Linked DNA regions of Homo sapiens: region 2 is linked to region 1. The links are chromatin contacts, found by POLR2A ChIA-PET in ENCODE. All regions are on one chromosome and are shown on one strand. Each heading gives the region's core, a stretch centred on a gene start or an enhancer-like site at or near the end of the contact. The rest is flanking DNA. Distances are from core to core; before and after follow the strand shown. Region 1 overlaps INPP4B (inositol polyphosphate-4-phosphatase type II B). Region 2 overlaps INPP4B (inositol polyphosphate-4-phosphatase type II B).

Evidence for each region. ChIA-PET counts read pairs that join two places held with the same protein, here RNA polymerase II (POLR2A).
Region 2: POLR2A ChIA-PET joins it to region 1 with 10 read pairs in activated naive CD4-positive, alpha-beta T cell. The contact joins two enhancer-like sites. POLR2A ChIA-PET finds 5 or more read pairs at or near these places in 6 of 52 experiments (CD8-positive, alpha-beta T cell, GM12878, MCF 10A and 3 more).

Annotation. Positions count from the first base shown.
Region 1 is chr4:142,590,914-142,597,754 of GRCh38, forward strand. The region is part of intron 2 of INPP4B (inositol polyphosphate-4-phosphatase type II B); the gene reads right to left. All of the region lies in intron 2 of LOC101927613 (a long non-coding RNA gene), which reads left to right. Among named protein-coding and RNA genes, the nearest start is that of INPP4B, 250 kb to the right of the region's middle. Within about 2 kb of position 4,763, at least 2 of the 41 ENCODE cell types and tissues checked have a DNase peak (open chromatin) inside an H3K27ac peak, as active enhancers do.
Region 2 is chr4:142,691,872-142,699,014 of GRCh38, forward strand. The region is part of intron 2 of INPP4B (inositol polyphosphate-4-phosphatase type II B); the gene reads right to left. Among named protein-coding and RNA genes, the nearest start is that of INPP4B, 150 kb to the right of the region's middle. Within about 2 kb of position 5,065, at least 2 of the 41 ENCODE cell types and tissues checked have a DNase peak (open chromatin) inside an H3K27ac peak, as active enhancers do.

The DNA of each region.
Region 1 (6,841 bases), core at 3,513-6,012:
GATACTTAGAGAAATAGATGAATAGATAATTTTCTGGATGTGAAAAGAAGTATAGAAGGTGAGGCTGGTAGTTCCAGAAAGAAAAGAAGTAATCAAAAAAAGAAAGAGAAAAAAACTCAGGCCAGGCCTGGTGGCTCATACCTGTAATCCCAGCACTTTGAGAGGCCGAGGCGGGCAGATCACTTGAGCCCAGGAGTTCTAAGCCAGCCTTGGCAACATTGCAAAGTATTTAAAATTTGGCCAGGTGTGGTGGCACACACCTGCAGTCTCAGCTACTTGAAAGGCTGGGGTGGGCTGAGAAGTCGAGGTTGCAGTGAGCTAAGATCGAGCCACCGCACTCCAGCCTGAGCAACAGAGCAAGACCCTGTTCTCACATACCCCTCAAAAAAAAAATTAATGATAGGTTTATTCAAAAGAAGAAAGGGAACAATTGAAGGTGCTCCCAGTGGCCAATGTTACAAAAACTTGAGCAACTAAATAAATAGAGCAATAATAGATTATAACCCAAAGTATAAAATAAATAACCTAACATCCATACTGATATAAATAAATAATTGAATAAATAAATGGAGAAAGGGCAAATCTTCAGTACACAAGAATTCCAAATAATGTTTGTAGAAACTCAGCCCTCAAGGAGGTGGAGCAGAACTCCCCACTCCTTAAATGTGGTCTGTGTACAGTGATTTCCTTCCAAAAAGCACTATGGCAAGAAGAAAAAAAAGAGTAAATTTACATGGGAGGTCCTGACAAACACTGTCTTATCCAAGTGATCCACATGATCCTCAACAGCGCTAAGTAATGTTGATAATATGTGCCCTCGATATGATGTTGATGAGAATTGTCCTCCTCAAAAACATGTAACACTAGCCTGACCTATGCAAAAAGTCCCAGACAAATTCCAGTAGAGAGACATTCTACAAAGAGCCTGACTAAAACTGTCAAGGTCATAAAAACAAAGAAATGTGAGAAACTGTCATAGCCAAGAAGAAACTAGGGATATATGATGATTAAATAAAATGTACTATCCTGGATAGAATCCTGGAACAAAAAGGTAAAAACTATGAAAATCTGAATGAAGTATGAGCTGTAGATAAAAATAAGGTATCAATATTAGTCCACTAATTATACTAAATGTACCACACTTGCACAAAATGTTAATAATAGGGGAAGGCTTATATGAGACACATGGGAACTTTGCATAATACCTGTCCAACTTTTCTGAAAATCTAAATTTTTTTCTAAAATTAAAAGTTTATTTTAAAGTTGAGTTGCAGCAAATATGTGTTTTTCCAAATAATTTTTCCCAGGTGACAGCCCAAGAATGTAGGTGTGTAAACCAACCATTCTTTAGAACTCCAATATACAATTGCTTTTAGAATGGTTTCTCCAAAGGCTTCCTAATATATTCGACTTCACTATTTTAAGATTGAAAAATAATAATTAGCATTTAGCACATTGACACTTGGCAGTCTTCTCTTGTTTTTTAAGGTAAATGAAACAATTCAACAGATACTTTCAAATAAAAAACTCTTATTTTTCTAATAATAAGAAAGTTATTTAAAAAGCAACAAATGACAAAGATCTGTGTTATTTGTTCAAAAGATCTTAAATAACCATCATTCAATAAACACATTTAAGTAAATGAGTGTATATTAAGTTTTCTTCTTTCTATTTCTATGGAATCAGTTCAAGGTTCCTGCTACCCATAGACTAGAAATATTTTCTTTAAATATTGTATGAGAGATTTGAACTTAGGCAGTCATCATTTTTTTCTTTTTAAGTGGAAGCATAGTGTGGAAAAGTAATTCAAGCCTTTTTCAGGAAAGACCTTGAAATAAGACTGATTTTATTCTTGTTGGATTGGAGTAAGGAAATGCTGAATTTATAGGATCAAAGACCGTCATAGGCTGGGTGCGATGGCTCATGCCTGTAATCCCAGCACTTTGGGAGGCTGAGGTAGGAGGATCGCTTGAGGTCAGGAGTTCAAGACCAGCCTGGGCAACATAGTGAGACCCTATCTCTACAAAATAAAAACAAAAAATTAACCAAGTGTGGTGGTGCATGCCTGTTCTCTCAGCTACTCAGGAGGCTGAGACGGGAGGATCACTTGAGCTAGGGAGTTCAAGGCTGCAGTGAGACATTATCACGCCACTGTACTCCAGCCTGGGTGATACAGTGAGATCCTGTTTTTAAAAAAAAAAAAAAATGGTAGTGTAAATTAAATTATGAAAGGGAGGATTTTAGGGAAAAACTAGTCTGCATCATTTTTACCATTTATTTAAAATGTGAGGCAGTAATAGTGCATTAGGGAGTCAGAGGAAGTTTAATCCTCACAGATGATGAGGTAAAATAGGGAGATTAGAAGGGATTATTTCAAAGATTCTATGCCTGCAACTGACCTCCTCACCCTCCCCTGCAAGTTTCCTCACTCAGTCACCTCTTATACTTCTGTTCTTTAACCTTCTCAGAATTTATCACCACTTGACCTTTTTCTTTCTCCTTATCAGCCCCCACTTGACCTTTATTCTTCCCATCTACAGACCTACCCATCATGTTAATGACTCTCTGGCCAATATCTTCAATTTTCTCATCTCACTTTCCTGATATAAATTTCAATCCTGTATCAGTCAACTCTCTACTTTCTCATTGCTGGACCCTAGGCCACTGCATATGGCTGGCAAAAATCACCACCCTGTAGCCTGGTGCCAGTAAAACTCCATGGACTTTTAGCCATAATGGGACCTAGAATACAGCATGCTTTCCATTCTTCCACTTTCTCTCTTTCTCCATAGAATTTATTTTTCTCCTTTTATAACAATATTATTATTATCGTTGAATTATTCCATGTTCATTTAAGAAAATAAGCAGCATATAAAATAAAAAGTCAAAGAATCCCTTCACTCTATTTCCTACTCCATAGTTATTTATATATTATTTCAGAATGTTCTCAGCATAAATACACACACACACACACACACGCACAGGATCACACTTTAAATGGTATTGAACTATTTGTTTTATTGCTTATTATATCTTAGATCTTTTCATATCTCTACAACCAGATTTTCTTAATTCTTTTTAATAACTAGATAGTATACATTTTATTGGTATGCCATAATAAATTGAACTAGTTATGATTGGTGAACATTTAGAAATTTACCAGAATCTGAATTCATGTTTTCTAATTTGTAACATGAGAATAAAAATATTAACAATTCCATTTAACTCAAGCATTGTAAACAATGTTGGAAAATGAAACAATTGACAGCATTTGTCATAAAAAGGAAATAACATTGCACCAGACATTTCCCAGTGTAGATCTTTATTCTTCTGTTGAATTATTTCTTGAGGTAAATTTTTAGAAATGTGTTTACTGAGGCAAAGTAAAGAACATTTTTATAGTGCTTGATATGCATTGCCATTTTACATTTTAAAAGGTTTGCATCAATGTCCAAGGCCTACAGCAATAAAATAATAGCTAATATTTTTCAAGTGTTTATTAACTCATTTGTTTCTTACAAAAATTCTGTAAGGTGGATATTATGGTCAATTCCATTTATTCAGATGAGAAAACAGACACAGAGAGAAAGCAGCTTGCTCCAAATTACATGGTTAGTAAGGTGTGAAACTGGATTTAAATACAGACAGCCTGACTTTGGGGAGCTAGACCACTTATTATTGCCTCTCATTGATTAGCTACATGTATTATATCAAACATTTAGATGTTATAATTCTGGAGGACAATAAAAGGGGAACATGAGGCCGGGCATGGTGGCTCACACCTGTAATCCCAGCACTTTGGGAGCCCGAGGCGGTTGGATCACCAGGTCAGGAGATCGAGACCATCCTGGCTAACATGGTGAAACCCCATCTCTACCAAAAATACAAAAAATTAGCCGAGTGTGGTGGTGGGCACCTGTAGTCCCAGCTACTCGGGAGGTTGAGGCAGGAGAACTGCTTGAATCCAGGAGGAGGAGGTTGCTGTGAGCCAAGATCGCGTCACTGCACTCCAGCCTGGGCGACAGGGTGAGACTCTGTCTCAAAAAAAAAAAAAAAAAAAAAAAGAAAGGCAGAGCATGAATGCAGTAAACACTATCTCAAAGTTGCTTCATTTTTATTTATTTGACTATTAGCTGTAATGACTTTTCCATTGTTTCGGTTATTGTCATTATTTTGCATTTTTTTGTATTTTACATAAAATGCCTATTTACGTAAGTTTTCTGTAATAGTGGAAATTACATAAATTTGGTACATTACCTAATTTTTAGTTATAGGGAGGTAGATGTTGAGCATTTACTCTCTTAGTGGTATTTCCTCTCCCTGCCTATTTGTTCCTGAATCTTGCCCTTGGATGAAGTGACTCCTTAGGCAGCTCCCACAGAGAGTCTGGGCTCAACAGCCACCTTCTTGCTAAAAGATTCTACAGCTACCAATTAATATATTAATGACAGAGGACCTAGAATGGTGGAATTTTTAAAATTTCCCCTCTGTGAATACACCTGTCCTTGAAAATGGCCTCAGTAGTGTATAAAGGTCAAAGGCTAGTCAAAATTATTTTTATCATAGCATGATGGAATGTCAAAGTACAAATGTATACAGTTGAACTATACTTAATGGGAACAGAAAACTTATTTTATGTTTATCCAGCAAAAATTGGTTTTTTTGAGAAGAAGAGAGAGTACTATTTTTTATTTTACTTTGGGAAAGTAAACAAACAGAACTGCCCTGAACAAACCTGGACATACAGTCACCCTGGCCAAGGTAAACAATCAACTTGGCAAGGTACAAGTAATTAAGCAGTCATTTGAGGGAACAAATTTTGCTTTGCTCTTCACAGCAGGAGCTTTCCCTGCATTTTTGGTCACTTAGCATCATTTTCCTTATTATAAATCCACCTGACTACTTCTTTATGAAAAGCCAAGGTAGATTCTATGTATTTATTTATTTATTTATTTTTATTTTTTGAGATGGAGTCTTGTTGTGTGGAGTGCAGTGGCACCATCTTGGCTCACTGCAACTCCACCTCCTGGGCTCAAGCCATCCTCCCACCTCAGCCTCCTGAGTAGCTGGGATTACAGCCACACACCACCATGCCCAGCTAATTGTTGTATTTTTAGTAGAGACAAGGTTCCACCATATTGCCCCAGGCTGGTCTCAATCTCCTGGCTTCAAATGCCTGCCTCGGCTTCCCAAAGTGCTGGGATTATAGGCATGAGCGACACCGCCCAGCCAAATTTCTTTTTTTTAATAAAAAAAGACCACAATAATTATTCCCATGTCTGCTTGTCATATGATTCTTCCACTTAGTCCATTAAAGATAAAATCTATATTCTTCCCTTGAATCTGGACTGGTCTTGTGACTTGCCTTGGCCAGAAACATGTGGAGGAAGTGATATTATGTGATGTTTGGGACCTAGGCCTCCAGGCACTTTGCAGCTTCCTCCTTTATCCTCTTAAAATGCTGCCCTGAGACCAATGACATATGAAGAAGCTCAGAATGAAGCCTTCAGTAGCTGGGCCAATTTGTCCTAGCAAAGATCAGCCCTAGCTGACCACCAGCTGAGTGACTGGGCCCAGGTAAGGCCAGCAGAAGAGCCATCCAAAAAACCCACAAACCTGTGAGAAAAGTGACTCACATTTTGTTTTAAGCCAGTATGTTTTGGTCAATTTGTTATATAATAAGCGATAAACAATGTTTAAAATTGCAAATGGAGAAAAAAGGTAAGAAAGAGAACTTCCCATTTATACTTGTAGTTTAATAACAACAATAAAGCCATTTGGGATTCATCTAAAATACCAAGTTTTAAAGACTGTGCAGGTTTTAAAACCACCACAATCCTTAGCACATGGCCTCTCTGCTATCAGCTAAAGCAGCATGCTTGCCCTGGCCAGTTCTTTGTGGAAATCAATAAAGTAGAAGGCTTAGTTTGTAACAAGTCAGGGACCATGCTCATATCCCTGCAGGCTTCACAATACGCAGATTGAAGTGTTTTATTTTCTGCTTTTTGTTTTGACCTCCAAAGTTACTGTCATCTCAGTTACCCTCAAACGAGCAACATCTTTTCCTGCCTAGGCTCCACAGCCACTGTTATGTAGTAAAAGCTACAATTATGATGGACTAAGTATTGGACTAGAGGATTTACATAATCTTATCCAACTCTCAAAACACAGAGATATAAGTGACATTGGAGAAAATAAATTCCTTGCCCAGATTTTCCCAAATAGTAACTGTCAGGACCAGGACTGCAATTCAAGGACTATCTTACCCCCGGAACTTGTAGGAGTTCCTGTTTATTATTATTCTGTCTTAATGTTCAAATGAAGAAGGTTCTGATTTCTTCAAAGAGTCTTTAAGATCTGCAGATTTCATGTTTCCACACATGGACAACAATGAACTAACAGAACTATCTTAACTATGTGGATCAACGGTGACACCAGTTACTGGGGGTAGGGATTAGGTGTTCTTAAACATTTCATAATAAATTGTCTATGCTTTTCAGATAATGTCAGAAAAATAATAATTGAGATAAATAATGAGGTAAGTAGGCCTTAGATGAGTGAAGCCTACTAGGTGATTTTTCACTTGAATGACTCCTTGAATCACTCAGAACTCTTCTTTATCCTAAACTAGAAAATCCCCTCTTAGGTAGGATTAAATTCTGGAAGGTGGTTGTCAGCAGGTTTCAAAATCAGACATGCTGCATATAAATCCATGAATCTGTAAGCTCCTTTCTATTTGGAGAAGCTTAATGACTATCATAAGTCATTTAAGAATCTGTGGTAACTCATTAACAGTTTATATACACTGTGATAGAATATCTATTTATCTTTAAGACTACTG
Region 2 (7,143 bases), core at 3,815-6,314, 100 kb after region 1:
AGGTTCTTCACTTTTCTGGGTCTTGCTGTCTCCTCTGAAAGGAGGAGGATAAATAAGAGAAACTAAGACACTCCCCTTCTAATTTAAAAATCTATGAAGAATTACAGAATGTTCCCAAAACAGAATCATACTTGGTCTTCACAGGAAAAAGAAACCTCATGGAAGATGTTAATTATTTCTCTGTCCCACTAAAGATTTTTTTTTTCAGAAGCCGCAGATGGCACAAATCAGATTAGGTTATCATGAAGGAGCCAAGGGGACCCTTCCACTTTGCCCTCTGAAGTTTCACTGAAAAATCAACTGATAAAAGGCAGATTAATTGGGGATGAAGTTCCTTGTGCTCCTTCACTCACCTGCTTTATTGTTACTCTAAATAGATTACTAAAACAAACAAAAAATACTGGAGTAGAAATAAATATTGAGGATAAAAAAATAGAGAATATTAATAGGAAGTATCCTTTCAATGTTTAATAATTTTCCACCTTCTATTTGCCGACAAGATTTAAAGTTACCCTAAAAACTTTCTCAGATTAAAGGTATCAAATTGGGCCAGGTGGGGTGGCTCATGCCTGTAACCCTAGCACTTTATGAGGCCTAGACGGGAGGATCGCTTGAGCCCAGGAGTTCCAGATTAGCCTGGGCAACAAAGCGAGACCCCCATCTTTTATTCTAAACAATTGTTGGAAAGGTTAAATTAAAGGGACACAAAGTAATGTTATAGCTATTCTTTCGAGCAGATCTGACCTAAAACAAAGTTAAAATCCTATTCAAGGTCAAAAGTGCCTGCTTTACATTCCTTCTGGGAAGAACAACGGAGACACTCCATTCTGTGTCCAGGAGTTACGGTTCTGCCCTTTCACTGTGGTGGCCTAGGTTCAATTCCTGGCCAGGGAACAAGTCCTTTCTGGTTTGACAGTTGTGTGATTTAAAATATAAACTCTTTGTCCCTGGCAAATTCTGGTAATAAGAGGTTTGAGAGGATTTTTTAAGAGCTCTATAGTCAAAAGTTGACTTAATTAAAACCTATATTTAGGCTAGTCTCTATAGATAGATAGATAGATAGATACATAGATACATAGATAGAGATAGACAGACAGACAGACACATACATAGTAAATTCTAACAACTTGATGCCTTAAAAAAAAAAAAAGAGAAATTAACAGAAAAAGGTGCCACATGTTCCTTTTTGGTAGTAACTGCTATTTTTCCTTAGGGAATCCCCAAAGCTGTAAATGGACGGAGTTATCTCAGATCTAAAATTCTGTTCCCTTTTGTATTGCATTTCCTGATCTTCTTGGCTTTGGGGGGTACCAGAAATTACTTTATGAAAAAAATTAACCTTGGTATGTGTCATGGCTAGGTGAGAAATACACTTTTAGAATGGCTGATGGCAGTTGCTTACAGTGAACAGTTATTACTACAGGGTGCTCCTCTTTGAGTGTTTGGATAAGAAAAGCATCCTTTAGGCCCTGAAGACTGACTGCTTTCTTAGGCTGAGTTCCTTAAAGGGCTCCACCCTAAAACCAGTAATCTAATTAAGAAATAAGCTAAGTTAAAAAGCCATTTTACAACTTTCTGGCATTTAGCTGGCTATCTTAAAATGCCTTTTTCTAAAAAAAAAAAAAAAAAAAAAAAAAAAAAAAAAAAAAAAAAAAAAAAAAAAGCCTGACATCTTTAAGGAACTCTCCATTTGTAAGGGTGTCTGCTTGCATACATTAAACTCTTAACCATTATTTTAAATTTATAAGCTATACCTTTATTTGAGGTGCTTTTCCTCACCTTCTTAACTAAAATTTACTTACATGATTTTTTTCCCTTGGTTTGAACAAGTGATGGTACAATATTCAGGCCTAATGTCTTCACGCTATGCTTTCAAAATATCAAAATTCAAATGATATATGTTGTTTTATCTTAGCTGTTCCTTTAGAAATGCAAATTTAAGGTTGCCTAGCTAACAATAACTGAGAGCAAAGAAACAGATAATCAAGAAATTGACAGTCTAAAGTAGGAAGAAAAAGCCTTGAAAACTGGCAAATTAAAAATATCACAAATTTATAAGATCTGCTTCTCTCTATGTGTCTATATGTCTACTTAATTACACTGGTAATATGTGATGTCTTACTACTAAAATAAATAAAAGGGCTCTAATTTATTGGTTTAAAGAAAAAGTAAGTGCTTAAATCAAGCATTTTATTAAAAATTTTTTAAAAAAGAAAGCTGACTGGGCATGGTGGCTCACACCTGTAATCCCAGCACTTTGGGAGGCCGACGCAGGCAGATCGCTTGAGGTCGGGAGTTCCAGACCAGCCTGGCCAACATGGTGAAACCCCGTCTGTACTAAAAATACAAAAATTAGTCAGGCATGGTGGTACACGTCTGTAATCCCAGCTACTCAGGAGGCTGAGGCAAGAGAATAGCTTGAACCCAGGAAACAGTGGTTGCAGTGAGCCGAGATTGTACCACTGCACTTTAGCCTGGGTGACAGAACGAGACTCGTCTCAAAAAAAAAAAACAAAAAAGAAAAAAAGAAAAAAAAAACCCTTTAACTCAAATGCCTTTTAGTTCACATGTCTTTAATAATCTTTAATAAATAAAGCTAATTTTAAAATTATTGATAAAGTAAAAATGTCTTCCAAATTAGACATTTGGTCAAAACTGGTCAGGCAGGTCAGATACTGTCTTTGCTACTTGTTTGAAGGTTATAAACCACTTCTGTAATATTTTTTAGAATTGTTTAACTTGTCTGTTTTGGAGGCATTTGATTCTAGGCTCTAAACTAATAGGCAGGGTAAACTATGCTGGGAAGGGTCAGACATTATCTGCAGCTTCGTCCTTTGTGGTGAGCTCCGCATCTGATACATAATTAAAATTGCACTAATTTTTCAGTGAACCCTTAGAGGGTTCACGCTGAGAAGAGCCTACAGCCCCTACACTTTCCCTTAACATTTTTGAAAAATATATTTGCTTTTACTGCATGTATAGGGAGAGATATCAACTAAAAAGTCCCTCAGAAAAAATATTTTCTCTACTGGGAGCAAAAACATAAGAAAAACCACTTTCTGGTTTAAAAACCCTACCTGTCACTATTGATCCAGTAATAAAATAGGGTCTTGTGGTGGGGGTAGGGGTATTATTCTGCACCTATAAAGTCAAGGATATTTGCACAAATAGCAACACAAGTTAATGTGCCTACAACACCTTCATAATCATTCACTTTTTTTTTAGTATTAACACTTATTCCCATGTAGTAAAATTATAAAATTATGTATAAATTCTACAAAACATTACCTGACAAAATAAGTTCCCTTATGGAGACATCAAGATCACTGACCCTATTTCAGAATAGCATAAAGATAATAAAGTTCTAAAACTGAGTTTCAACAATGACCCAGGAACTGAAGGGTCCCTAATATGAAGCTAATTCTCAAACAGCCTTGCCAAAGTTAAAGCAAAGATTCTGTTAGCCAGAAATCCCAAAACAAACCTTCTGCCAAATTGAATAGCAATTTTGTTTCCCTAAAAATAAAAATTTTTAAATTAATACATAGAAGTGAGTTTTAATAATGCCAAAAATATTATTTCCTATGTAAAACATCTAAATGTCTTAGTTCTTACTGTGCTTTTCAAGCAAAGGATAGAATGTAATGCAGCTGTCACTTCCCTAATATAATTATCTGAAAATTATCAGTTTATTTTTAAAATACTATGCATAAATTTATGATGAAAATAACTAGTTGAAAGAAAAATAAGATGTTCCATCATGTTGTTAGCAGCATGCCTCAAAGGCAGGAACCTACCCAACAGATACGATTTAATAAACTGTGCAATAGAATTTAAATCAGTTATATAATGCTCATTAAGACAATGACAGTGCTCTATCCAACAGAGCACTAAGTTACTACAATCAAATCTTAGTTGTCAGGCATAATGCTTGAAGGAAATAAAAATATTTTACCCCAAAATATACTTATTTGGCATATTTTAAGATGGATATCCAGAGGGCTACAAATTCCCCTCAACCCCTATAGGCTCAAGGCAGTGTTTCTTATCTTGATGTGGGATCTCAAGGGAAAGGCGGGCCAGGATAATCCAAAACCTAGACACTGTGGATCAGATGACAGATCAAGTTCAAGGAGAGCCAGCTGGGACTAGGAGAATTAGACAGGTGCCCCTGGATTGAGCAAGAAAATGTTGAGTATTGACAAAGTTATCAGACGAGGAAAGGTTAGAAAGGTCCCAGGAGCCTAGAAGGGCAGTGTTTACAGTCCAGGAAGTCAAATAATGACACCAGCATATTCGATGGATTAAGGCACACTCTGATTCTAAAACAGATCATTTCCTCTGTGCCCTTTTCCATGTGTCTGATAAGACAGAGAGTGTGCCTGGTCCTACTAGCATTTATACCATCCTCAAGGGGCCAGAAAGCCCCAGGAGAACTTTCCAAGAGATCCTCATGCAACAACCCACCTTGTTCCATAACTGTGCCCAGCAGCTCAAGGGAACAATTATAAACAAGGATACCACCCCCAAAGAGTAATAAAATCTAGCTGAGGGGACAAAATATACACAAACATCAGTGCAAGGCACTAACTGACCCAGGCTGTAATTCTGTGGTACAGATACTCCCTTTCCCCACCCCAGCCCTGACATCTGTCTCCTACACAAACTACACCTTCAGTGCTTGCCCAACTTTGTTGCTTACTTCACTGCTTACACCCACTTAAACTGGGTCATCCTGGCATCTGCAGTGCCCACTCAACCCTGCGTCCCTCTGCCTTGCCATCAGCTACTACTTATGTTGTTCTCCAAACATTTCAAAACCAGGCACTACACAGCCATCGACTTCTGATCCTAATTCACCATGTCCTTTACAGCCAGCCAGTAGAGAGGCTCAGTAAGAGGGCAAATTGGATAACACCAAGGCTGTCCAAGAAAAGCAGGTTTATAGTTCCATTCTTTTATTGTAAAATTACTTATTAAATTACTTCCCTTTGCATGTTTTACTTGTTTTTATAACAGTGCTTTCCTCTAGCAAGGAAGTAGATAAAACCACAGTGTGCAGCCCCGCACACTCCACTGTATGTGTTTATTCTTAGAATGGTAAGTCAGAGAGAGTGGAACACTGGCAAGCTTTCACCTGCTTTTAGTTTAAAAGGATGTCAGTTACAGTTTATTATCCCAATGATGCATTTTTAAAAATTCTTACAATCATATTATATACATGTGATGTTGATGTCAATCATAAGCAGCCTAAGTTACATTGTTATTAAAATTACCTGTTGTACAATGCTTCATATTTTCCAGGAAAAGGAGACATTTAAATTATATGGTTTTGGTGAAAACACATCGGTAACTGAACATGGGATGAACAACCTCTATATCATTCTCCCTTTTAATACTGTTAGGCTTTCCCCAACCCACACCAATGCCATCAACCTTGCTCCCAGAAAAGCTACCTAAATTCTCTGAGTTGCCATTCATAAAAACAGAGTCTGGGATCAACTGTGAAAGTGAATTATATACATGAGTGAATAAATCAAAATAATACTCTAACGAAATAGGTAAGCCAAGTTTATTGTTTCTGGCAGTAGGCTTTAACCATGTGATAATGTTCTGTTGATTTTCTCTTAAAAATGTCATCCAATTACATAAAACTGTCAATCAATCTTAATCAAACAAGATTTGGACAATGGATTCTTGCTGGGCTTTTCTATATGATTAAACGATAGGAACTTATTTGCTTTATTACTTTATATGGCCAAAGCATATACTGGAAACCTACAAGAAAAACAGGAGACAAAGGTGAGCTACAAGCAAGGAACTGAAGAAAATGCAGCCATGGAAATTTCCCAATATCATGAGTTATTCAGATTTCCAAGCTGGATCAAGTAGAAATCCTAGAACATGAGGCATGGGTAAAAGTTCTTAAATAGGGCCAAGACATTACAAATCCCTTTCTAGGCCATGACTTACTTAAATCACATTTTGTTCCTGTATTCATATGTAAATAACAATAATAATAAAATCCTTATCAGATAAACTCAGAGTTTTAAAGACTACATTTGAGAATTTCAAATTCCTAGAATACTGAATATTTAACAAAACAAGGGCTATAATTTAAGGTTAGCTTCTTATAATATGAAACATGCTTGAATTTAAAAAGAGTATAATGCAAGAAGACTGGCTGTGAAAATTTTAAAATTCTAATCTGCTTATAAAACACTCAAGCTGAAATAAATCTTGGCTGTAATTAAGATAAGTAACCACAGCTATAGGGCTACTGTTAGCATGAACATGCCCTTACCAGTAAGAGAAAACAATTAAGTTACAGATCTTACAAGTTATAAACAATTTTTTTCTGAAACAAATCCATCATTTTTATTGATTTGAAATCAATAGAGTTTTCATAAATTATTTCTCATAGAAAAAAAGACATACGAGATTAATTTTTAAATCTTAGCACTGAAAGGGTAGGTCACCATTTCTCCTTCCAGTGTTATTCTTGTCATAACTATTTGAGATTTCAATATCCACAGATATGATCTTGCCTTTTGTCTTAAATGATTGTCTCCACTTTATTAGGACTATTCATTTTCATTACCAGACCCTAGATCTTGTCACTACCAATATCTGGACTTTCTGCAGATCTCAATCACAAGCATCTCATTTCCTAATTTTTCTAACTCCCATTCTGTGTCCAACAATCTTTAAGCTGCATCAGGGTCTACTGAGGAATCTGGGTTTTGGCTAAAAACCTACTGTGATCTTTCAGGCCTAACCCCAGGCAGTTACAAAGACTTTTCCTGGCAGACCTGAACTACCTTCCTCATACCAGACTTGGTGTGCAGCTAGTGCATTGCTGAAAGGAGTTGCAGTCACAGACTCAAGCCCCCAGGGCTGGCCATGCTCTTATGCATATCCGTGTTCTTAGCTCAGCAAGAAGGCCTTCAGGAACCTCTGCTAAGAACTTATCATTTGGAGGAGCTGAAGGGGAACCTTGAAGACACTTTTCTCCACTCTAGCTCAATAATTTTTTACTCCTACCCCTTCCTTTTCACCCTTTTCCCTGGGCCCCTAGTATATAAAACTAAAGGAGACTTTTGTTCAAGACTCCCTCAGCAGTAAAGCAATTCCCCACATGTA